4 separate regions of the Homo sapiens genome follow, and all the other regions are linked to region 1. Evidence: chromatin loops called from intact Hi-C (ENCODE). Cell type or tissue: endothelial cell of umbilical vein. All regions are shown on one strand. Links, peaks and the distances in the headings refer to the core of each region. The heading gives the core; the rest is flanking DNA.

Region 1 (5,961 bases), core at 284-5,283:
CTAATGCGGTTTCCTTCAGATACAGAGTGGCTCGCTTAAGGCAGCATGGAAGGCTGCTCCGTGGTTAGTGGCACAGGCACTAGGGGCAGATGCACTTTGATTGCTCCACTTATTACCTGGTTGACTCACTAACATGTAAGACACTTCTTAGCAAGGTGTGTGGGAGTAGGAATAAAACAAATTTCAACTGCTTAGCCTTTCTGTGCCTCAGTTTCTTCATCTGTAAAATGGAGATAATGATAATGACAGTACCTATCTCACAGGGTTGCTGGGAGGATTATGTAAGTTAACATATGGATGGACAGATGTAGAATAATGCCTTGCCCATCGTAAGTACTCAACAAGGATTAAATGTGGCTATGTTACAATCAGGAAGGCACACTTCAGGCTAAGCCAGTGGAAGAGAATTCCAAAGAGGTGAGTGAAGTCTCTGTCCCAGTGACTTTCACACACATTACATCCTTCCACTCAGGTGGCTGACTTGGGTTTCCGCCCGCTCGGGCTGAAGTGGAAGGCTGTGGGCAGACGTACACTTATGCTGTTTGAGTTTGTATGCTCTAAAATCACATGTTCCCTTTCACTAAGTCAAACCCTGACGGCCGGAAGAATATCCGGAGGTTCCCTACTGCCAAAGCCATGTATCCACTTAAGCTTCGTCTATTACCCATGACAATAACTCCTATCTTTTGGGCAGATAATTAGAGATGATGGCAAGCACTGCTAAATGTTAATTTTCTAATTTTTAGTTTTCATGTTAAATGAATTAAGTCAGATACAAAACTGCACACATTATGTCATCACAATGATGTTAAAAAGACAGAGAAAAAGATGTAAAGGAGATAAGCTAAATGCAAATTTAAAAAGTGATGACATCTATGTGATACATATTTTCATATTTTCTAAATGTAAAATAAGCATGTCCTTTTCCATAAGTGGAAAAAATAGCATTTAAAAAGAAGCAATTTGTTGCTTTTAATACAAACTGTCAAAACTTGGCCTTTAAGGGCCTACCTGATCAGCATCCACAAACAGGAACTTGTCAACAACTAGTGGGAAAAGTACATCCAGGAAGAGGATCTTGTAACCCCAGATGATACGCTGTTTTTCAGTTTGTTGATGAAGCCACCGGGGCCATTTGTACTGAACAAGCTCATACTGGAAATTGTATTCATTTGCCATGTAAGGTATAAACTCCTATTTTTAGACATGGGAACAACAAATAATCATTTCTTCTGATTAAGAAAACTGCTTTCATAATGTAAGCCAACCACCATGATACGGGACAAATAAAACACATTTACCAAAACAGTGGTCTTACAAAGACCGGCCGTGACCCACTCATGACTACATAGAAGAACAGATATAAACCTTTGTCAAATCCCCATTTCTTTATGACTTCTGGTCACCACATGAAATGACAGAATGTTCAAGAGAAGGATTTTAGATGTATATCCCTCTGTGTGTGTTTTTACAGCACATGAACTTTAAGTCCATTTGTCTAAACTTGATTTCAGTAAGGCATTTACTGAGCTTGATGACAAGCCTTCCTCGAGGCCAGATCTAACCCAGGGAATAACACTGCAAAGCCAGAACTCTGGACAAATGTGTTGTCCTTTTTGAATAAGTCTTTCAGATTCTAAGTATAAGCACCTTTAGGCGCCAGCAGTAAAGTGCTTATCAAGGAGAATGGTTATTGAATATATTAAAAGTCACTTAGTAAATTCTACAAGAAAAAAAAAGGATGCAAATAAATCAACTTAGATGACAAATACTGACTGATATAAGTAATGCAGAAAACATTCCAAGTACGTGTTTTGTTTTGCACAGAGGAAGCACTACTTCCATACATCATCTAGGAGTGGTTCATGCTAACACCAATCATTCTCTTCAATGTAAACCATCGCTGTGCTTTCTAAATTAAAGCAAGCATGCAGGCTTCAGAGGAAGGAAACGTTATCTCAGTAAGACACTGCTAATAATAACAACAACAAAAGACTCTCCTACCATATCATCCAAGTTTTTAAACACAATTTAACTGTTTCCTTCAAATAGACCAATCTGGAAGAATAATCAAAATAAAAATATGCAACCAAATTAGGGTATCTTAGTAAATGGAAAATTTGCTAAAGTATACAGATAAAACAAAAGTCATGAAAAATATACAGTAAATATCTCCTTAATAAGAATGTTTTCCCTTTCTCTGTGAAACAAACCTTAAATGTGGGGGACAAGTAATTCTTCAAGAACCAGAATTTCACAGGAGTCTTGGTATTCTTCAGCACGGATAGCATCATTATGCTGCCAAACAAAAGCAGGTAATTAATAACAGCTTTCCAATGTTATTTAACCTCAACATTATGTAGAGTCAATCACGAGACACCTAAATGCTCTTTACGGCAGAGCTAACTAATGGCTCAATTAGGCCGAGGGAGACGCTCAGTGATGGAAAATGAAAAATTGTACTTACTCCAACTTATGAAGTTATCACTAAAGAGAAGGGGCATTCCTCACCTATAAAACTACACTTAACTGACAGAGGCAAATGTTTTAATTCTGTTACACCTCTAAATAAACTGCTTCATGAACTGATATATTAGTTATGGTCCAGATGAACCCTGGAAATCGGGGTAACTGACATCACTCCCCAAAACTCCTGTCACATGACATCAGCATCTGGTGCTAAGGGAAGAATGTGTAACCACAGCGCCTCCTGCAGCCTACACAGAGGCCCTGCTTTAGAGAGGAAGGCTACCAGCTCCGGCCTCCTTACTCAGAAAACAAAACCACATTTTTGAATGGAGGAATTTAACCAAATTCGGTTGTTATTATTGTCACTATTTTAGGTAGGATATTATTTCTTGGAAATAAGAGGGCTAAAAATGAGACAAATGACATTTTGATTTTCTATACTAGATCTGTAGTGAAAAATTAAGAGTGAACAGAGCCCTGGCAATGAGAAAAGTGACTCTCAGGCCTTCCTGACAGTGCCTCTGGTGACCACTACATCAGGCAGCCCTAGCCCGTGGCCTCTTCTGGCTGTAGCTGTGTGACCTTAGACAAGTCCCTTCACACTCGGGGCCTCAGCCTGTTTATAAAACAGAAGTGTTCACATGTAAGAACTAAGCTCTCTCCTGGCTCTAAAATCCTGTGAATCTTTACAAGGCAGTGAAGTATTCCATGGTTCTGTTCTGATTCTATTCTCTATGTCAACCTCCTAATCTCTGGGTTAAGCAATGTTTGGCAGGCAGTAAACAGTACAGTCTATGAATGTGTACAGTGACGTTAAAGGGCTGCAGCCTTGTAATATCCAGAAGCACTCACTACATAGTTCAACTTCACAGAGACGGCGGGATCAAAACAAATCCAATGATAAATGGCAAGCCAGTCACAATGCTCAGAGTGCTTCAAAGACACAGGAGTATAATGAGCAGAATCCCACAAAACCTTTCCTCTCTAAATAAGAACACTGACCAATTCATTCATCATATATAATGAAATAATCAACAAGACTGACCGAAGAAATCTTTCGTAGAGATGACCAGATGCAACGGAGAAAATATTAATTATGTCATCTTTATCTTGCTTCACTTCCTCAGTCTTCTGTCCTGTAAAGCCCCTATAACAATAAGGGTAAAAAAAAGACCACTTGAAACACTCATACAGACACACGGCCTTTGAAAGTAAGAGGAAAGAGACTGCGCTTCCCATCCTTCCCTAGCGGGTGAGCTGCAGCAGGAGTGGTTATGAAGCTTCCCTCACACCCTGGAGAGACCACAAGACTGACAAAACCAACCTACAAAAAGAATGTTCACTCTCCGACAGTGTTGTTTTAGGAAGAGACTGAACACAGGCTGCACCAGAATGCAACTTACACAACGGGAAGTAAACTGAGCAGGGAGCAGTCAAATTTCCAAAGAGCAGGTACAGGCAATGAGAGTCACAAAGTATGGAGCAGAAGTAACTTCCCCACTAGGAGACATGAACCTCTTTTGGATCAATCGAGTGGAAAATACTCATCTATGCCAAATATAAGTGTGAGATGTAGCTGCACAAAGTAGAATGTGAAAGGCCCAGACAGAATCACAAGATGCAAAAAGGAGGGATGGATGGTGCTTATATCTCAGTTTTTCCTTAAAAACATAACTCTTACAATGTCAACTTACCATTTGAAGGAATCCCAAAATCCAGATTCATTCTCACTCGTTCCATCACTCAGCAAGTCTTCGTTCACCATATCTGCCTTCTTCTGAACCTGCAATCAAATGTGATAAACCTTACTCCCAGTATGTCTCACAGGCATAAAACTGCCTCTCACTGGATATACACTGTGAGCCTGTCATCAATAGGGAATTATCAATCAATTCTCTCACAAACAGGCACAACCCCACCCAGAGTCTAGAAGGATTCAATAGAAGTATCTTCGCCAGGACATTCACATCATAACCTTATGTGAGGAGACAGCAACCTCTTTTAATTAGATGAACCCCATTTTCAGCTTGCAACATAGGCAAAGAGCCGCAAACTCAACTGTGCAGTGAAACCAGAAGCACGATTCAATGAGTCAACAGCTAGTTCCAGGGAAGAGTGTGGCTGCTGGGGGCTCTAGCTGTTGGGAGGGAGGTATTTCATGTTATGACCAGTTTTCAGGATTCACTAGCACAAACAGGGGTTTCTTCTTGGCAGTACAGTGACCATTTTTCTTCTCAACAATGGATGGCCTATTTTAGGTTTCACTGTGTGTAATGATTCTTTCTTCAAGAATATACTGTACTTGAATTTAAGGCACTAAGAGCTTCAACATTCAGAGAACGGAAAGTACAAGTCAAAAGAAATTAAATAGGACTATCATTTTATTATTGTTGAAAATTTCCATTGCCAGTTCCCCCAATATTGAGAAAAGAATCATCAACAACACTATGAATTGTGGCTATATAAACAACATAGCATCTATGAGAATATTTTATATAAGATGGGACATGTTCTGCACACCGAGATTACCCAAAAGGTACAATCTTTCAGTTGAGGGAAGCCACAAACTCACAGTTACAAAGACATTTTGCCTTAAAGCAGTATCCCTATAATTGCCATAGCAAATTCCAAAGAGACTCTTGGGCTGGTTCCAAGATACATATTTTTAAATGACAGCTGTCCAATAACAGAATGCCACTACTTTTACCAAACTCACCTTCACTTTAATAATTTTGCTTTTGAAGTTGTTGAGGACGATAACCACCTCATCAGCATCAGGGGGAGAATCAGTGCCATCGTGGCTTTGCGAGAAAAGAAAGATCAATATTACAAGGCACAATTCTCAAAAGGCAGCAAATGCTCTCAGAGCATCTGAGTCCATCATCCTTCTCATAAAGGAGTTTTCCAGATCCAGCTATCTTCTTGCTCCTTAAGCTCCTTCGAGCTGCACAGAAGCACGTGTTGAAACCTCTCTTTATATAAGGTGCATGCCCAAACCTCCTTTGTGAGTCCTCTTGCAAATTACCCATCACGTAGTGAGAGGCACCCATGTGTGGTAACCACATGGTGAGTACTAAACAACCGCCTGTGTTCACAAGCTCTGAGCCAAGCACAGAGCCTTCGATAAAGGAATGCAGGGAACAGGCCCCCTGAACCATTATTGGAACCACACTGCCTCCGCTCTTTTTTTTTTTTTTTTTTTTTTTTGAGACAGAGTTTTGCTCTGTTGCCCTGGAGTGCAGTAGAGCAATCTCGGCTCAATGCAACCTCCACCTCCGGGGTTCAAGTGATTCTCCTGCTTCAGCCTTCAGGTAGCTGAGTTTACAGGCACCCACCACCACGCCTGGCTAATTTTTGTATTTTAGTAGAGACAGGGTTTCACCATAGTGGCTAGGCTGGTCTCAAACTCCTGACCTTAAGTGATCCACCCTCCTCGGCCTCCCAAAGTGTTGGGATTACAGGCGTGAGCCATCACCCATCACTCCCGGCCAC
Region 2 (5,961 bases), core at 445-5,444, 560 kb before region 1:
CATCACTAAGCTCTTGCAAGTTTGTTTTCTAAAGTGCTGGTCCCTCAGCCTGAGATCTCAGGGATTAGTCTGGCTTACCTGAAGAAAAGCTGCTGCACAGATTCCTTCCTGTGCACTTTTCTTTCCTTTGTCTGGCAAGACCTCACCCCACTCTGGCAGCCCTGCTCCCCCTCTTTTTGAGACTGTATTCCTACTGAGTAGCATGGCCACCCTCTTCAGAGTCTGCCGGTCAGCTGAAAATTAGCCACAAACATTTCCCAGGCTACAGGGAGCAAGTGATGGCGGCAAAGCAGGCTGCTGGCTAAAACGTACTGGGAACTCATACGTAGCAGGAGCAAGTAGAGGGAATAGGGCTGCCACCAAGTCCTCCTGCACTGGTGCAATGGTCGTCTCTCCTTCAGGCAATTCTCCCCTACCTGACGTGCAATGGTGTGTGCCCCAGACTTTTTCCAGAGGCAGGGCATCAACATGCAGTAGACATGCCTGCATGTACACATACATACTTGCAGGCCTGTGCACACACACATACCAGAAAAATTAATCCAAGCATTAAAGTAAATGTTTAGAAATCACAATAAGCTGGGGAGCAGATTCCAGGAAATGCTCCGAGGTCGGTGGAGAGATGCAGGCCTGCTCTGTGGGGGACAAGCTGGGGCTGGGGAGGTGGTGTGTGACTCCCAGCCTTGCTGCACCAAAGTTCTAGGTGCTAAGTTCTACATTCTGGGCTCTTGGCCATAAACTGCACAATGCCCCACTTAAAGTAGAAGAGTCCAGGCAGAAATCAAGGATGCAGGAAGGAAACTAAAATCTACTAAGGAACTAGTATCTGTTGAGCATCTATTTGTGAGGCCCAGAGCCAGGCATTTTTATCTTCATATCCACTACCTCATTTAAAGACTTCCTTCATTTAGCAGATGAGGAAACTGAGGCTCAGTGCTCTGAAGATGACCTTGTCTACACTGGCTCTGAAAGAGGCAGCAGTGGGTCTGGATGCTCTACAGGGTTGTGTGGGAACCCACGGATGCAATATGAACCTAGGGTCACACCCCAAACGGTCACATTCTTCAGGCCAAAGAGGGACAGCAGTGGGACGGGAGGGCTTTGGAAGCTTCCAGTTGCAAATCAAGCTCTGACTTAATGAAAAACTGATTAGAGAAATCTTGCCTTTCAATAACCAAATAAAAGTTTATGAAAGTAGCACAATTGATTTTCCTCTGAATGAATCATAATTGACATTTAATTACAAAGGCAGTGCTCAAGATGGGAGCTGCGCCAGTTAAGCTCTCTGATTCTCCTCTGCTGCATTTCAGGGCTTTGCAGCCCTAAGGGACGAGTTTTGGAAAACTGTGCGCCATCATGGCAGATTCAAACAGCATCTAGCATCTGTTTCGGTCAACAACTAAAGGCCTACTGTATGTGGAAGCCTGGGTTCCCAGAAGCCTAAGAGAGGCACAGGACACATTTGACTCCCTACTTCCAGGAGCCTACCTTATTTCTGCAGAGAAAGTGCAGGGACAAATACAACTGTGACTAGGGTCCTGCGTGCCTGGCACAGACAAATGAGGAGTCAGAAAGGGAGGTGTGGGCATGGACCGGGGTTTCCAGGGACGGCCCGGGAGGATTCAGGGCTTCAGGTTAGCACAGTATTGAAATAGAAGCCCAGGTATCCCCTGCTCCCGGCGGAAACCCTCTGGCCACTCCACGCTACCCTCAGGCTGAGCCTCCCAGCGGTGTCCAAGGCTCTCCTGGGCTGGGTGCTCTGTCCACCGCGGACTCTCCTCCCTTCACCAGGAGACACCGCATCCCAGCAATGCCACGCTAATGTCGGTGTCCTGTCCACACGGCGACAGCAACGTTGCTCCCCAGATCCGTCCTGACGCTGTCGGCTTTGTGTGTCCTCCCTGTGCTCCCTGTCCCTGCCTGGCCAGCCCCGGCCTCAACAGGCGCTCATCCGCACCGTCCCCGCCTGACGCCTCGTCTGAGCCCGGTGGAGTCCTCAGGAACACCCCTGGTGGCCGCGACATGCGGCTCTCAGCACCCTGGCCTGGGTCTCGGCGCGGTTCCAGGAGTGGCCCGGAAGGTCTGCAGGCCCCAGGAGCCGGACGCGGATGGCGCCGCATCGCAGCAGACCCGGCCTGAAGGCGCCCGGGGACCCCCGCCCGGAGGCGGCCGCGCGGACACCTCGGGGGACCACGGCTCTGCACTTCGCAGTCGGCTCCCCGGGCGGGCGGCGCCTCTCGCCCTCAGTCTCTCTGTCTATAACATGGGCCTGCACAACTGTCCGCCCACACCCAGAAAAATGGCAGCTCTCACTCGGTCTGCTCACGTCCCCCATGATGAAGGCTACTGGCCAGCCAGAGGGGGTGGAGCCGCGGCCCCAAACGCGGCCGCACCAGAAGCCGATTCGGCCAGGGGCTGGGGACTCCAGAATCCCGCGTTTCCCCTCTTCCCCGGCTCCACGGCCTTGACGGTCGGCCTGGCGCCATCTTGTGGCTCCAGGGAGAACTGCAGGCGGCTCTCCAGAGCTCGCTGGTTCTCCTGGGTGGGAGGATGAGGGTGGAGCACGTCTGCAGCTACCCTGAGAGAACTCTTGTTCTAGAATTTGGAACCGATTAAATTAGGCTTCAAAGGACACAAACACGAAAGACCCCGGGATAGGCTTTGCCACACCAGGCCATGTTTCTAAGGCAACCCTGGGCTGCTGGTTTCAGAGGAGGCTGAGCCAGCAGCCAAGGCTCAATTCCCCGGGAACCAAGGCGCTGGGCAGGAGGGGCTGCCAGCATCCGGGCTCCATTCGCCCTTGAAATCCAAAAGAGACAAGCAACTACCCTTACAGACTTCCTCCCATATGTCCAAACTAGCCTCTGTATGGATAAATTGCATCCTTCCTTTGGTAGCATTTTGTTCTTCTAGGTCTGCAGAGCCTGCAGAATGAGACTGCCAATCCAGACATGCGGTCTGAGCCTGCAAACCATCCCCAGGGACAGAGAAAAGGCAGGAGGGAGGGCGAGCCAGAGATGGCCAGGGGACAGGCACAGCCTAGGGCTGGGTTTCTGGCCCAGGGCCTCTCTTGCACTGTGGACACCCACATGCGACCATGTAGTGGCATCTCCACCTGTGCGCCCTGAAGACCACACGCCCCACTTAACTTACGGGTGGTCCCGGTCAGGGCCCCTGACTCACTGCACCACACCATCTTGAACACTTAGCCCGAGCCAACGTGGCCTCCCCAGGAGCCGACACGGCCAGTTATACAGAATTCCTTCTTGTGTCTCTTTAATGACAGAATTCCAAGCTGCTTCGGAATCACAATATGGCCGGGTAAAGATTCCCGTTTGCCTAGGGCTTGGCGGAGTGAGGTGGCCGTGAAATAGCCTAGCCAATGATTTTTACGCCAATGCCCCTGAGGAGGGCGCTGCTTCTAGAATAAAAGGAAGAGTCCCCCCAGAAGGAGCCCCTCCTTCTCCTTCCGTTCTGTGTCCTCCTAAACCTAAGACCTCGGAAGGCGGGGGCCATCCTGCACCCTGGGGCAGCTGGCGTGAAGCAAAAGGCTTCTGGGGACCACGGTGTGTGAGGATAGGGAGGGCCGGGTCCCCAGGGCCTTGCTGCCCCTCCGCGCCCACACCTAGGCTCCGACCTGAAAGTCTCACTGCACAGAACCCACTCATGCTGTCTGTGGAAGCCCCGCGCTTGGATATCATGTTCTGGGGTCCGAGGACACCCTCGAGTGCGTCACCCTCATCCTCACTCTCCTTGCGCAATCCCAGTCTGTCAGTTCCAGCCCCTGTTCCCATCCTGGCTTCTCTGTGTCAACCTTCAGGACCATAATTCAGCAGCCACCTCACCGTGTGGGTCTTTACCCGTGCCCCTCCCTGCCATGAAGTCCCAAAATGCAGATCTGATCCCGGGGTTTCTCCTCTTCAGGGCTCCCCGCCCTCAGCCCCACTGGCCTGGTGGCCTGGTCCGTTCACCTGAGGGCTGGGCTGAGTGTCTCCCCCAGGGCAATCTTTCTCCCAGGAGCACGTGCTACTTGGCAGGGCAGCTGCGTCTGCACCCGGCCTGCGTGGTTCCCAAAGCCTGCGCAGTTCCCCGGGGTTCCCTTCAGGCCGCACACTCCTGCAGCCGGGAGGTCGGTTTGGGCGCCCTTCTCAGCCTCATCTTCCTCATCCAAAAAGTGCTAACTGTGGTACCAAACCCTCAGGGAAGTCAGCGTGGCTTAACCAGAGGACACGCGTTTCCTGTCGCGCTCTGTGTGTGGAGGATGTCAAAGGGGACTCGCGAGGGCAAAGGGGACGCATGAATCAGCACAGGAAGCACTTCATTATGAAAGATGCCTTCAGCTTTAGATCATGAGGCATTTTTCCTCCAGAGGAAAGGGAGTGATATGCTGTGGAGGAAGAGATAGCAAATCGGTGATTAACGATGCAGACAGATTCAGTCCCAGGCTTGCTGCTCACAGGTCCGGGGAGGATCCACAGGCCGCATCCTCCTGGCCGCACTTACCACCAGGGAAGCGGGTGACACACTGCCCGCCTGCCAGACAGTTCAGAGACACGGTCAGGACCCATTGCTACGATGGCTTGCAGAACTGAGACACTCAGAAGAAACCAGTCACCGGGACAGACCACAGCTGGCGGTGCCCCGCACCCCGCCGCTCCCGGCACTGTCACAGGAGGGCGCCAGGGCAGAGCCCTGCACCTGGGTGCACTACGCCTTTCGCGCACCAAGAAACTGCCCACAAGGTGTGGGCCCGCAGGTGCGGCCACGACTGCTGCAAACAAAACAAGGCTTCCAGACACACTCCCAACATTCAAAACTCAAGAACCCTTTGTGCTGTCTGCCCCATCACTTAGGAGGGGGAGTTGGCAGGGGAGAGGGGGAGGCAAGAATGAACCGTGTTTGATTGTGCATCCGCTATGTGTAATAGAGACTTTAAATTCCATGTAATGTTAAATTATAATTTTTCCAACTCAATGAGTTGATTCCATCAGAAACTAGTTCTGATGTGTGTGGCTTTTAAATCTAAGACCACTGCAGCGAAGTGAAAAAGACACCGGCAGTGTCGTCTGGTTTTGACTCTGAGATCTAGCCAGCTCAGAGTTGCAGTGCTGCTTCCAGAACCTTCTTCCCATCACAGCCAAGAGCCCAAGAGTCCTGCATCAGACTAACAGGCAAGGTGGAAATAAAGCAAGCCCGGAAAGGCAGCTACTATGTTAAGCTATGGAAGGGGAGACCAGTGCTGGTGATGTAAAGATCCCTGTGGCTGGAGCCGCCTGCAAGATAGTGTTTCTAAGGCGGATCCACGAGGACCTGCTCTGATAAATTAATCAGACCTATTCTCAATTAGCTCAGCATTTGTATAACAACAATTAATTTCTGTAAAGCCCTCAGACTAATGCTGCTTTGTTAATTAGGTTAGTTGCCCCTTCTGCAGTTTTCAGCCGGCTTAATTGTGCCTAGCAAATGCTTTTTGTCACACACCAGCCCACCGTATCATCCAGGCATGCTTCTGGGTCTGTGGCATCTGCAACAGACATCCACTGAGGATGGCAGGGCCAGGTTCTACCATCAGGGCAGATCCGGTACAGGAACCACACCACTGCAGTGGGCAGCGAGCCCCTGGGCACCAGCATCAAGGCAGCACACCAGGTTCTCTAAAATCCTTAGCAAAGCACCCCTTTGGGAGACACTCCCCTGCTGGCTCTGTCTTTGCATTCGTTTGTTCATCATTTTAATTCTCACAAGAACTCTGGGAGGTAGGGGCAAATGTATCTCACTGTATGTGACCAGCAGCCCTCCTGTCAAGCAAGGTAATACAGCAAAGGAAGGGTGAAATCGGGATTCTGACCCAAGTCCATCTGTCAGTAACAGCCGTGTTCTTTACTCAGCACAAAACTGTGAATGATTAGTCATTATTGCATGTGTTACTCCCAGGGGATTTTGCATTTTGCAATAAGAAAA
Region 3 (5,961 bases), core at 703-5,702, 580 kb before region 1:
AGCCTGGGTAACAGAGCAAGACTCTGTCTCAAAAAAAGAAAAAAAAAAAGATATGCAAATTGTCAACAATCACATGAAAAGAGGTCCTGCATCATTACTCATCGTGGAAATACAAATCAAAAGCACAGTGAGATACCACTTTGCACTCACTAGGATGGCTAAAGTCAAAAAGACGAACAAGTGCTGGTGTGGATGTGGATAAATCTGAACCCTCATTCACTGCTGGTGAAAATGCAACATGGTGACACCACTTTTAAAAACAGTTTGTCAATTCTTCAGTTAAACAGAGAGTTGTGATATGACCCAGCAATTCTACTCCTAGGTATATGTCCAAGAGAAATGAAAACATACGTCCACACAAAAAACTTACACACAAATATTCATAGCAGCGTTATTCATCCTAGCCAAAAAGTGGAAGCAACCCAAATGCCCATCAACAAGTGAATGGATTTTACAAAATGTGGTATCTCCATGCAATGGAATATTATCTAGCAATGAGAAGGGAGGTACCGATACATGACATGGGTGAACCATGAAAGCACTATGCTAAATGCAAGAAGCCAGGCACAAAGAGCCGCATATTGCCTGGGTCCATGTTATTGCCTCATATGTTTATTGAGTGACTTCCGTGTGCCAGGTGCTGTTCTTGGTCCTGGGGATTAATCGCTGAACACAGTAGACTTGATGGCTATCCTCCTGAGGCGTTCGTTCTAATGCAAGACAGATTTGAGATGGATGCTTGTGCACATAATTAATTCAGTAGAATTAATTGCAATTGTGATATGCACTAACAGAGAAGAGCAAGGGACTATGTCTTTGCCTGGGAGGTGGGGGAAAGCTTTGCTGAGAAGGTGACTCAATTGCATGTCCTCCTCTTTTTTTCACTTCACAGCATATTATAAGCATTTTCCCAAAATTAAAAATTCCTTATGCACATCATTTTTATGTCTGCATCATCCACTACTTGTGGTTGTGTCTCGCCATCCCTGAACAATGGGCAGGCTGTTTGTTTCCATTCTTTTTCTATTCTTCATACTGCTTCAAGAAACTCCTTTATGTAATATCCATATTCCTCATTACAGCTTAAGGATAAATTCCTACCAAAGTAATTACTCAATCAAAAGGCAGCTGTTTTTTGTTTTTGTTTTTGTTTTAAGATGGAGTCTCACTCTGTTGCCCAGGCTGGAGTGCAGTGGCGCGATCTCGGCTCGCTGCAACTTCTGTCTCCCAGGTTGGAGCAATTCTCCCTGCCTCAGCCTCCTGAGTAGCTGGGATTACAGGCGCGTGCCACCATGCCCGGCTAATTTTTGTATTTTTTTAGTAGGGACGGGGTTTCATGATGTTGGCCAGGGTGGTCTTGAACTCCTGTCCTCAGGTGATCTGCTAGCCTCAGCCTTCCAAGTGCTGGGACTATAAGCATGAGCCACCGCACCTGGCCAAAAGATAGTTTTTTAAAGCTCTTCGTATGTATCACCAAGTGTTTTTCAGAAAGATTGGTCTGCACCTGCCCCATCCACACCACACCCACACACCATAAACTGGAAGTTTCTCCTCGTTTCTCTCTCCATCCAGTGCTAGCAGCTGCCCAGCCCTCCTGACAGCGTCATTCCATCTCTGTGAAGGGACTGGAAAAAGGGCCTCCTGCTAAGTGTCACACATGGGCCCCAGCTGTACACTAGAGAGTGGGAGAGAACACATCTGACAGCCTGGACACCTCCCAGCTGTCAGTTCAGCATAATTGGAGCTCAATGCCAGATCTCAATGTATCCAACCATCTTCTGCATGACTCTTTTGCCCCTTTTTTCATCTCTATTTTTGGTGTTGCTGTGGTTCATTTACTAGTCCTATAATAAATCATGCAGTGATTGCCACAAGTTTTAATATATAAGATTTGCTCAAATTCAAGTAATTTGATTTCAGAGATGACTCACTTTGTTTTCGAGCCTCAAAGAATGACATCAGGCAGGCTGGACTTTGGATCTCAGGTCTTCAGCTCCATAGTTTTAGAACCTCGGGCAGGTGCACCTCCTCACGTCTATGAGTTTCTGAAAATGTAGATAGCCCCTATTTAACCACGGGAGTGAGGCTTGTCTCAGAAAACACGTCCACCGCCACTGCCTGGCAGGTGGTCCCGTGGGACATGCTAGTTCTCCTGTCCCTGCTCTTCTCTCCCCACAGCCCACAGGATGGGGCATCCATGCGTCCTCCGTAGGCAAGGAGCCCCTGCAACTTTTATGCAGAGTTACAGTTGCTGTCACACCATCAGCCAACACTCTTCCAGGGAGCTCCTACCGGGGCACAGAGCTGTTGGATTATCCATGGTCATGCATAATCGACACAAGGCACAGCCCCGGAGATGGTTAAAATCTTCTGGCACTAGCAGGGTATATATGAAACCTAAACAGCCAGTTCCGAAAAAAAGTTTTCAGAGGGGTCCTCGACACTGGGAAAGCTGCCGGGTGAGGACAGACAAGAGGCCAATGTGAAGTCTCTTTTTCCATTTTCCTGCTTGATTTTTCTGCTTGAGACTTAACCATGATAAATCCTGGAATACTCCTTATTTATCTTTGTTGTTTTCCGTCTCTCCCCACTAGAGGGCGTGCTCCATGAGGGCAGGGGTCTTCGCTTTTCTCTCTGCTGCATCCTGAGCGCGGCTGGGACTTTTTGACTCTCGGTTAATATTGACCGAATGAATAAATGACTAAGTCAGCAGTGGAAGCAGGAAAAAAGGCATGCATGTGTATTTTTGGAGAGAAAAAGGGAGGTTTGCTGGAAGCAGAGGAGCTCTGTCTCCTTTTTTTTTTTTTTTTTGAGACGGAGTCTCTCTCTGTCGCCCAGGCTGGAGTGCAGTGGAGCAATCTCGGCTCACTGCAAGCTCCGCCTCCCGGGTTCCCGCCATTCTCCTGCCTCAGCCTCCTCAGTAGCTGGGATTACAGGCGCCCGCCACCACGCCCGGCTAATTTTTTTTGTATTTTTTAGTAGACACGGGGTTTCACCGTGTTAGCCAGGATGGTCTCGATCTCTTGACCTCGTGATCCGCCCGCCTCGGCCTCCGGAGCTCTGTCTCTTTGGGGTGCACAGCTCACTGCCCCCCAGAGTCTCCAGGGCCGAGGGTCAGGGATGTGGGTTGAATTGCAGGACCTCAGCTTTAATATGCTTTCCCGTTAATATGCTTTCCCGTCACAGGGAAACGGACTCCACCCAGACTGACTGTGGGATTGATTTCTAGGTCTTTTTATCTTTGGGGGTCAGGTGAAGAGATGGAAAAAGTTAATATATGTTGCATTTCAGAAACAAACTTAGGAAAAAGTTCTCTGGCATTTTCTAGCCATATGATGTGTATACATAGCCTAACATCTTTTTTTCTTCCATTTCTGTATCTGTACTATGAGATCAACTTATAGGAAATAATGTCTGTAAAACAATAACACAGTTCTTGACTCCTAGTAGACAATCAGTAATTGATGTCAGCTATCCTGGTGGTGGTGATGGTGCTATTATTTGCTTCCTGTTCCAGGTGGCTTCTGGTTCCCTTGGGACTTGCCCTGTGTGCAGGTACAGTTCAGACCAGAGGAGAAGCGGAACACACCGCAGCATCCTGTGGGGTCCTGCATAGTGGAGTAAATGAGCCTGGGCATTTGGGAGAGGGCTAGGGGAGTGTTGGTGTAAAGGACAGCAAGCAAGTGGTGACAGCCACCGGCTATTAATACTTTTAGTGAGTTTCTGCTTCACTGCCGGTCATTTTTTCTCACACTTAACAGCTTGCACTGATGACAGGAAGCACATGCTTGTAAGCAGACCATCTCCTGCAGCACTCACTGCACACAGGGCCTGTCTCCACCGGGACTGAGAGCCCAGACTCTCCTGCCCACATCCTGCAGCTGGCCTGGGAGGAGGCGCCTGCAAGCTTCCTCCTTTGGTTATCTCTCTCTTGCTGCGCCTCTGCTGCTTTTCCATGTGATCAAAGCAACCTTGACATCTTTCCCCCGTGCAGAATTTAATTTCCTAACTGAGATTTTATATATAGCACAAAATAAAGTTCTTATGTCTCTGATCTTGCAAGATAACCCCCAGCCCCACCTCACCTGCACAGGAGCAGGGCTCCAATTGATATGATAATGCAGGAGAATGCAGCCCTGGAAGGATGTCAGGCACTTCTAAATATACACGCGTGCGGCCCAGTTCTGACTAGTGAGGGCTTTGATGTTAAATGAAATGGGATAATGATACGAGGAGAGTGACGCTGGATCACAAATCTTCTCTCCAACAGATGAGGACAAAAGTCAGCAAAAACCTTCCCAACTGCCTCCAAGCAAGGGAAAAGGGACTGCATCCTAGAGCTGCAGACAAGGAGGCCAAGTTAAAAAAATCAGAGTATTCTAGCTCAGCATGGCGCTTACTCTTCTCCACCAACCAGAGGTCAAGCTGGCAAAGGAGGTTAAAAAAAAAAAAGTTCTAAGCATTCTCTCAATGCCCCCAAATGTGGTGACTACAAGGTAAATGGGCCACCCTGGAAAATAGAAAGATCAACCTGAGAGACAGGAAGGAAGCCCAGCTGGCTTCCTCTGGCTCTGGGAGAGACAGGAAGAAATCTGGGCTCCAGCAGGTTGAGGGCCTCCCACTGGATATCCCGAGGATGTTCTCCTTCCCACTCCTTCCAAGACGGAAGGAGAACACCGATGCATAAAACACAATAGGCAGGCCTGGAACTGAGCCCCGGAGGAAGGCAATCATGTCAAACGGGGCAGGGAGGCTGTCAAGGAAAATTCACCCAATGATATTTGAGCAAGGGAAGTTAAGGGTGAGAGAGAGATACAGCAACTGCGCAGGGATGAGACACGCATATTCCAGGGAAAATACGCAAAGGAGGGGGGCGCATGGCACACAAAGGCCTGGAGAAGAGTGTGACTCTGTGAGTCCCTCACTCCAGAGGAAGGCTGGATAGAAACGTGAATGAGACTAAAATTGAGAGAACAGCTTTAAAAGAGAACCTTTAGAAACATCGAGTGCTAAAGCAACATTCCTAACAGAACTAGTAGATTAACAAAAACAACAGGGGACAAAATGTCCAGTGAGTTCCTGACACAGAGGCAGACAGGCTTGAGATGGAGATGGCGGCGGTGAATGCCTGAGAAAGGACCCAGAGAGGACAGCAGTCAGAGAAAGGACAACAGAAATGCAGAACAGACCCGGGGAGCCGTGACCTGACACACACATGTCCCTAACATGGAAACCCCACAGAAGGCGACAGGATGTCTTTGCAAATACACGATTATTTTCATTAACAAAGACACAGGAACTGAAAGCAATCCAAAAGGAGCACGCTGTTCAGAAAATGTTAATACAGAACCACGGCCATGGGAAGTTTCCTGGTTAACGTAATGAACAGGAAGGATAAGCAAAGAGTGCTTCAAGCATTCAGCTAGTCAAGCCAGGCCAAGAAATGACTGGGCAGGGGTGGATCACCTGGGCTCAGTGCTTTCGTCTCCCACCGCTCTGGAGCAGTGACGGAGGGCAATAGCAATGACATTGAGGGAAAATTCAGAGGGCCAGAAAGTCTTACTCAAGAACCCAGCCAGCTGGGTTCAGAAATAACAGTCACACATAAGGCCAGGTGCGGTGGCTCACCCTGTAATCCCAGCACTTTGGGAGGCCGAGGTGGATGGATCACGAGGTCAGGAGTTTGAGACCAGCCTGGCCAACATGGTGAAACCCCGTCTTTATTAAAAATACAAAAATTAGCCAGGCGTGGCACCGCACGCCTGTAGTCCCAGCTACCCGGGAGGCTGAGGCAAAAGAATCGCTTGAACCCGGGAGGCAGAGGTTGCAGTGAGCCGAGATCATGCCATTGCACTCCAGCCTGGGTGACAGATTGAGACTCCATCCCAAAAAAAAAAAAAAAAAAAAAAAAAATACCCAGATAAACATACCAAAAAGTAGGCTGCAACCATGAGACATTTA
Region 4 (5,961 bases), core at 519-5,518, 360 kb before region 1:
ATTTTACAGCTTGGACTTTAAAATTTTAGCCATGAGACAAGTAAAACTCACTAGTTTAAAAGGACACTTGGATTAAACTGTGCCTCTGTAAATGGAACAAATTAAAGTTTATCTGTCCCACATGGCTGAAGCCCTTACTGGTTTTGGAGAAAACAGGGTAGCAAATTAACATCTTGAAACACAGAGAAAGAATTTACATTTTCAAGAAGGGTTTTGGTTTTGTCAGAGAAAGATTAAGAAGAAATCCCACAGTAACACAAAACCATAGGAATTCACCACAGGATTGACAAGGAGCCCAATTTTATTTAGATAGGTAGCTTCTAATTTGGTCTTTGTTTTCCAACTGGGCCACTGAGCTCAGGGCAGAGCTCATTAATGAACAGAGCCCACAAAGCATTTGTAGCTTCCAGGGCCTAATACTTACAGATGTGAAAAGCAGGCCCAGCTGAAAGGCAGAGCATCTAGATCTTCAGAAATCAAGGATCCCACTTTTACATTGAATCCCATTTTCCGCAAATGAGGAAAACGTGATGGGACCAGGCCCTGCAACACTTTCTTAGAGCGCCTCACTACAAGACATTCGCCAGAGACTGCTGGGCAATCCAACAGCAACCAGCCCCCTCTGCCATCAGCCCAGCCCCCATGGGAATCCTATCCCTCGGTGGTGGGTGTTCCCACCACGTGCAAGTATCCAAACCACACTTTTCTTATCTAAACACACAAAGAAACGAGTCATCCCTGAAATAAATACACTCATTGCAACTGCTGCGGCCACCTCCAAAGCTGCAGCTCTCACATCTGACTCACCAGCCGTCACACACACAAAGGTCACCTTCCCTCTCACAGTACAATGGAACCCCTGGTGCCTACAAAGCCAAAGAGATCGGGTAACTCAATGCAAAAGAGAGCAGAGTTTCAGCCCTGAGAGGGGCATACCCGCTACTCTTGGGACTCCACAAGGAAAGTAAAAGGCCTCACAAAGGGGCTGTGGTGCCTTTTCCTGTGTTCCTCAAGAGGGCCCAGGGCTGTTGGAAGTCTCCTCTAGATTTCTTCACGTGGTATCTAACATGGCAAAAGGAAGGAGGAGCAGAAATGGAAGGAAAAACAAGTCCTAGAGGAGCGGAGCCAATTTGGGGAGATTTTAAGGTTTCTAAAAGACCAATGTTGGGAGGCGAAGACGGGCAAATCACCTAAGGTCAGGGGTTCAAGACCAGCCTGGCCAACATGGTGAAACCCTGTCTCTACTAAAAATACAAAAATTAACTGGGCATGGTGGTGGGCACCTGTAATCCCAGCTACTTGGGAGGCTGAGGCAGGAGAATCGCTGGAACCCGGGAGGTGGAGGTTGCAGTGAGCCAAGATCGTGCCACTGCCCTCCAGCCTGGGCGACAAGGGCGAGACTCTGTCTCAAAATAAATAAATAAAATAAAAAGCCAATGAAGTTTTACATTTTCGTCAGCAAAAATCATGCCAACAAGAAAGGAAGCAAACAGAGGGACCAGACATATTTGAAAAGCGGATTCTGTCAACTAAAAAACAATTCCCAGAAACAGTATCCAAAAGAGAAAAGGAAGACAGGAAAAAATTATAGTTTGAAAATCAGCTTTTAATTAAGCCTACTCTGACCATACAGCTCATTAAAAAATCCTTTCAAATCTCTTATTACCAGATTTCACTCAGGGCAATCAGAAAGTAGGCTTTCTATTCATTTGTCTGGTTCTAAAACCTGCATTTTCCCATTGTGTGTGCAAATATATTAATTTAGAAATTTCAAAAGACCCCCAATTTGGCCATTGCTACTTGGGATGATCTTGAGTTGTGTAAGTCCAAGGTGGAGCTCCACGGGTGTTATACACAAATACAGCGGGTATTTCCGAGGGCCGGGGGATGATCCTTAAGGGAAAGCTCAGCTTTGACAATCAGTTTCCCACCATTTTAGAAATTCCCTTTCAAAAGTGACCAAGGCTGGAACGATGTAGTAGGCTGAAGTGTGCTGCTCTGTGAGTGCCATTCCTCAAAGAGTCATCAGTGAGTCATGACTCATTCTTTTGTTTTTTGTTTTTGAGACAGAGTCTTGCTCTCTCTCCAGGCTGGAGTGCAGTGGTGCGATCTCAGCTCACTGCAACTTCTGCCTCCCGCGTTCAAGCAATTCTCCTGCCTCAGCCTCCTGAGCAGCTAGGACTATAGGCACATGCTACCATGCCCAACTAATTTTTTTGTATTTTTAGTAGAGATGGGGTCTCACCGTGTTAGCCAGGATGGATTCACTCTTTTACATGTCTCGGAATCTCTCATCACTTTTCGGCAGCAGAGCACTCAAGGTGCCAGGTGACCAGCCCTTATGTGCACCTTCTGGCTAAGCCAAAAATCCCTGCAGATATTTTTCTTGAAGGGAGGTCCTATAAGGCTGCTACGTATCATGGACGAACATTTCAACACCTCCATAAAGTCTCTAGTCACCTAGAGTCCCCAGTCGGTATGGAGGGAGGGAGTGTCTCTTAACTTTTGGGTGGGAGAACTCACTTACATGTTCTTTTCAGTTTAAAACCAGCAGGAATGGATTAAATTGAAATACAAGTCCAAATTACAAATAATAGGAAGCAGCTGCAATTTTTAAAGGGTGCTATGTAATTTTAGGCCAAAAAATAAAATGAAACAACTTACACTAGACTACCAATGCTGTAACCCAAATATTTTGCCATGAAGTAGAGGCAGAAAAGCCAGAAGTTCTCTGTAGAGCTCTTTAACCAAATCTCCTGTCCAGAGACAGAGATGAAAGCCCTCACTTTTAAAAGAAAGAGAGGATTTGAAAACAAAATCTAGACCTCAACTTAAAGGAAGTGAGGTCTGAATTCAAGAGGACTCACTCTTTGTACCCAGGGAAACCTCTGGAGTCGAAGGAACTCAATAGGTTCATCCTGGCACTGAGTGCCACATCCAAGAGAGCCCAGTGGCAAGGGAGCATCACTCTGAAATGTCAACCCAAAGGAAGAAACTGAGACAAAATTAATATGGGTAGAGGGTTCATTTGGGACAAGTTTGAGGACTGCAACCCAGGGGACATAGACTCAAGTTTCCCTGAATATATGCTCTGAGAGCAGCAGTTACAAGTGGGGTTTTAAAGGAAAAAAGACGGGGCAGGCAGTTCTTTAGTTGACCTAACCTATTGATTGGCTATGTGCTACTTTTTGTATCACAAATTCCAGGAACATGAAGATAATGGGCGAGGGCTACATTGTGCAACTGGTAACATTTTCGGTAATTTACCAGCCAGTCTGGAAACTGCAGGGAAGAAAACAAAGAAACTGTAATGACTTTAAACAATTAACCTTGGGCTTGGGTGCAGGGGTTGTGACTGAAATCTCATGCTCATGCCTCCTTGGGCCTGATCAGTTTTGCAGACCTTACATTCTTTTTTTTTTTTTCTTTTTGAGACTGAGTCTTGCTGTGTCACCCAGGCTGGAGTGTAGTGGCGTGATCTCGGCTCACTGCAACCTCCGCCTCCCGGGTTCAAGCGATTCTCCTTCCTCAGCCTCCTGAGTAGCTGGGATTACAGGCGTGTGCTATTGCACCCAGCTAATTTTTGTATTTTTAGTAGAGATGGGGTTTCACCATGTTGGCCAGGCTGGTCTTGAACTCCTGACCTCAGGTGATCCACCCACCTCAGCCTCCCTAAGTGCTGGGATTACAGGCGTGAGCCACCGCGCCCGGCAGACCTTACATTCTTTAGACTGCTCTGAGTCACTTTTCTTCATCAACAACAATAACTGGTGATAAAATAGAAAAGTCATAACAATCGACTGTGATGAAAGTTATGTGAATGTGCTCTCCTTCTCTCTCCCTCCAAATAGCTTCCTGCAGTATGCTAACCCTTCTTGTGATCATGTGAGATGATAAAACGCCTACATGATGAGATGAAGTGAGGTGAATGACATAGGCATTGTCACATAAATGGAAAATCCCAGAGGTAAACAATGTGTGAGTTTTAAGTTGCACAGCATTCTGAGTAGCGCCCAGGATGTGAATCCTCCCTATGCCCAGCACGTCCATGCTGCAGACACTGCCCACCCATTAAGTCACTTAGTAGCCATCTTGCTTATCAGATGGGCTGTTGTGGTATTTCAGTGCTTGCCTTCAAGTAATCCTTATTTTACTTAATAATAACCTAAAGCACCAGAGTAGCAGCAGAATATGTTCAGACCACGGTTGACCACTAGTAAATGAAACCTCAGACACAAAGCCATTGATAAGGGAAGGACTCCTATGCTAGGGAAACAGGGAGGGTGTGGATGAAAAAGAGTGCAGGTGTAAGAGAGATCAAATCCTCAACGTCCACCAGAGTAAGTCTACAGATAAAGCCTAAACTGATCAAATATGTGTGTGTATAACAGTATAAGAACATTATTGAGGAAGAGAGAGATGTGTAAATATTAGCAAAATAAAAGAAGCTGAAAGGTTATAAACGTAATTGCCTCTGGATTTAGGAAGTCTGGTGACAAGTTTAACATATCCTTTGTAGAAGCCAAGTAGAAACTGCCTCTTCACTCTCTGAAGGTTCACTGAAAAGCCACTGACAAATGGCATATTAATAGGAGAAAAGGCATACAAATATATTAACATGCATGGGAGTCACACAAAATACAAGAACTCAAAGAAACAGCCACATGGTTGATGCTGATGCTTTTATACCATCTTGAGGTTACAGAAAGAATGGGGGCTCCAACCATGGCCAAGAACAGGTAATGGAAGGGGGAGAAGAGGAGGCCTGGCTACCAGAGGTGGTCTTGTTGTGTAGATGAGAACTCACAGGCTGCAGCCCTCAGATAGAACAGATGCTAAATGTTTATTTAACACCTCTAAGGGGTGGCCTTTAAGGGTGTCAGACTCCTGGTTAACCATTCCTAGACAGGACAAAGGAAGACCTCAAATAAAGTCGGCTGCATCAGTGCAGGTTTTCTGCACAGATGCAAATCTCCCCCCAAAAGACAGCTTTGCAGGGCTACTTCTGTCTGCAGGCCCTCTGAATGGCCATCTCAAAATACACCAAAGAAATGTATCTTGGGGTGAAATATCTTGGTATCCTTCACTATACCCCTGTGAAACACCACCATCACAATCAAGATGATGAACACATCCATTGTCCCCAAAATCTTCCACATGCCCCTGGCTCTCACCCCCTCCCAGTCCCAAGGCAACCACTGAGATTTCTATCACTATAAATTCCTTTGCGTTTTCTACAACTGTATATAAATTAAAACATACAGCAATTATTCTTTTTATTCTGGTTTCTGTGGCACAGCAAAATTTTTTTAGTTATCTTTTTTTTGTAGTGAAAACATTTAACATCTACTCTCATAGCAAATTTCAAGTATGAAATGCAGCATTATCAACTTTAGTTACCATGCTATACATGAGACATCCAGAACTTATACATCCTGAATATCTGAAACTTTATACTCTTTGACTAGCATCTTCTGGTTCCCTCCATCCCCCAGTCCCTGAAAACAACCATTCTCCTCTCTGCCTCTATGAGTTTGACTTTCTTAGATTCCGCATTTAAGCGAATCATGCAGTGTTTGTCTTTCTGTGCCTGACTTATTTCACTTAATGTCCTCCTGGTTCATCCATGTTATTGCAAATGACAGAATTTCTTCTTTCTAAGGATAAATATTATTCCATTCTGTGTGTGTGTGTGTGTGTGTGTGTGTGTATGGGGGGGTGTGTAGGTACATAAATAAATAAAAAAATATATATATATCTCTTATATATGTAACATGTGCTTAGGCTGATTTCATATCTTGGCTATTGTGAAAATACCGCAGTGAACACAGGACTGAAGATATCTCTTTGAGAAACTAACTTTATTTTATTTGGCTATATACCCAGAAGTAGAATTGCTAGATCATATATTAGTTTCATTTTTAATTTTTTGAGGTACCTCCATATTATATCTCTTAGTGG

The links. A loop is a pair of places that touch in the nucleus more often than their neighbours do. Peaks named below come from ENCODE experiments on the same cell type or tissue, not always from the same donor. Only the 100,000 strongest peaks of a DNase experiment are listed, where the experiment ranks them.
Region 2: it touches region 1 in a loop (5-fold over the local background); 4 of 110 quality-filtered maps call a loop at or near these places.
Region 3: it touches region 1 in a loop (21-fold over the local background); 3 of 110 quality-filtered maps call a loop at or near these places.
Region 4: it touches region 1 in a loop (3-fold over the local background); 3 of 110 quality-filtered maps call a loop at or near these places.

What each region holds. Positions count from the first base shown.
Region 1 is chr2:128,176,123-128,182,083 of GRCh38, reverse strand. UGGT1 (UDP-glucose glycoprotein glucosyltransferase 1) reads right to left here. Exons shown (of 41, transcript NM_020120.4): 32 at 5,186-5,270; 33 at 4,164-4,252; 34 at 3,515-3,616; 35 at 2,214-2,298; 36 at 1,012-1,194. Among named protein-coding and RNA genes, the nearest start is that of UGGT1, 88 kb to the right of the region's middle. RefSeq lists an enhancer at 2,555-2,849. In endothelial cell of umbilical vein, for the core only: a CTCF peak has its summit at 2,727 (motif pointing left); DNase peaks (open chromatin) are centred at 1,803 and 2,633; H3K27ac peaks cover 2,104 bases.
Region 2 is chr2:128,733,307-128,739,267 of GRCh38, reverse strand. No RefSeq gene overlaps it. Among named protein-coding and RNA genes, the nearest start is that of HS6ST1, 420 kb to the right of the region's middle. RefSeq lists enhancers at 4,740-4,799, 5,759-5,868. In endothelial cell of umbilical vein, for the core only: a CTCF peak has its summit at 2,485 (motif pointing left); a DNase peak (open chromatin) is centred at 2,477; H3K4me3 peaks cover 218 bases.
Region 3 is chr2:128,752,220-128,758,180 of GRCh38, reverse strand. No RefSeq gene overlaps it. Among named protein-coding and RNA genes, the nearest start is that of HS6ST1, 440 kb to the right of the region's middle. RefSeq lists an enhancer at 3,392-3,591. In endothelial cell of umbilical vein, for the core only: a CTCF peak has its summit at 2,598 (motif pointing right); no DNase peak of the experiment used is centred there.
Region 4 is chr2:128,532,176-128,538,136 of GRCh38, reverse strand. All of the region lies in intron 1 of LOC105373611 (a long non-coding RNA gene), which reads right to left. Among named protein-coding and RNA genes, the nearest start is that of HS6ST1, 220 kb to the right of the region's middle. RefSeq lists enhancers at 40-836, 837-1,633. In endothelial cell of umbilical vein, for the core only: no CTCF peak of the experiment used is centred there; no DNase peak of the experiment used is centred there.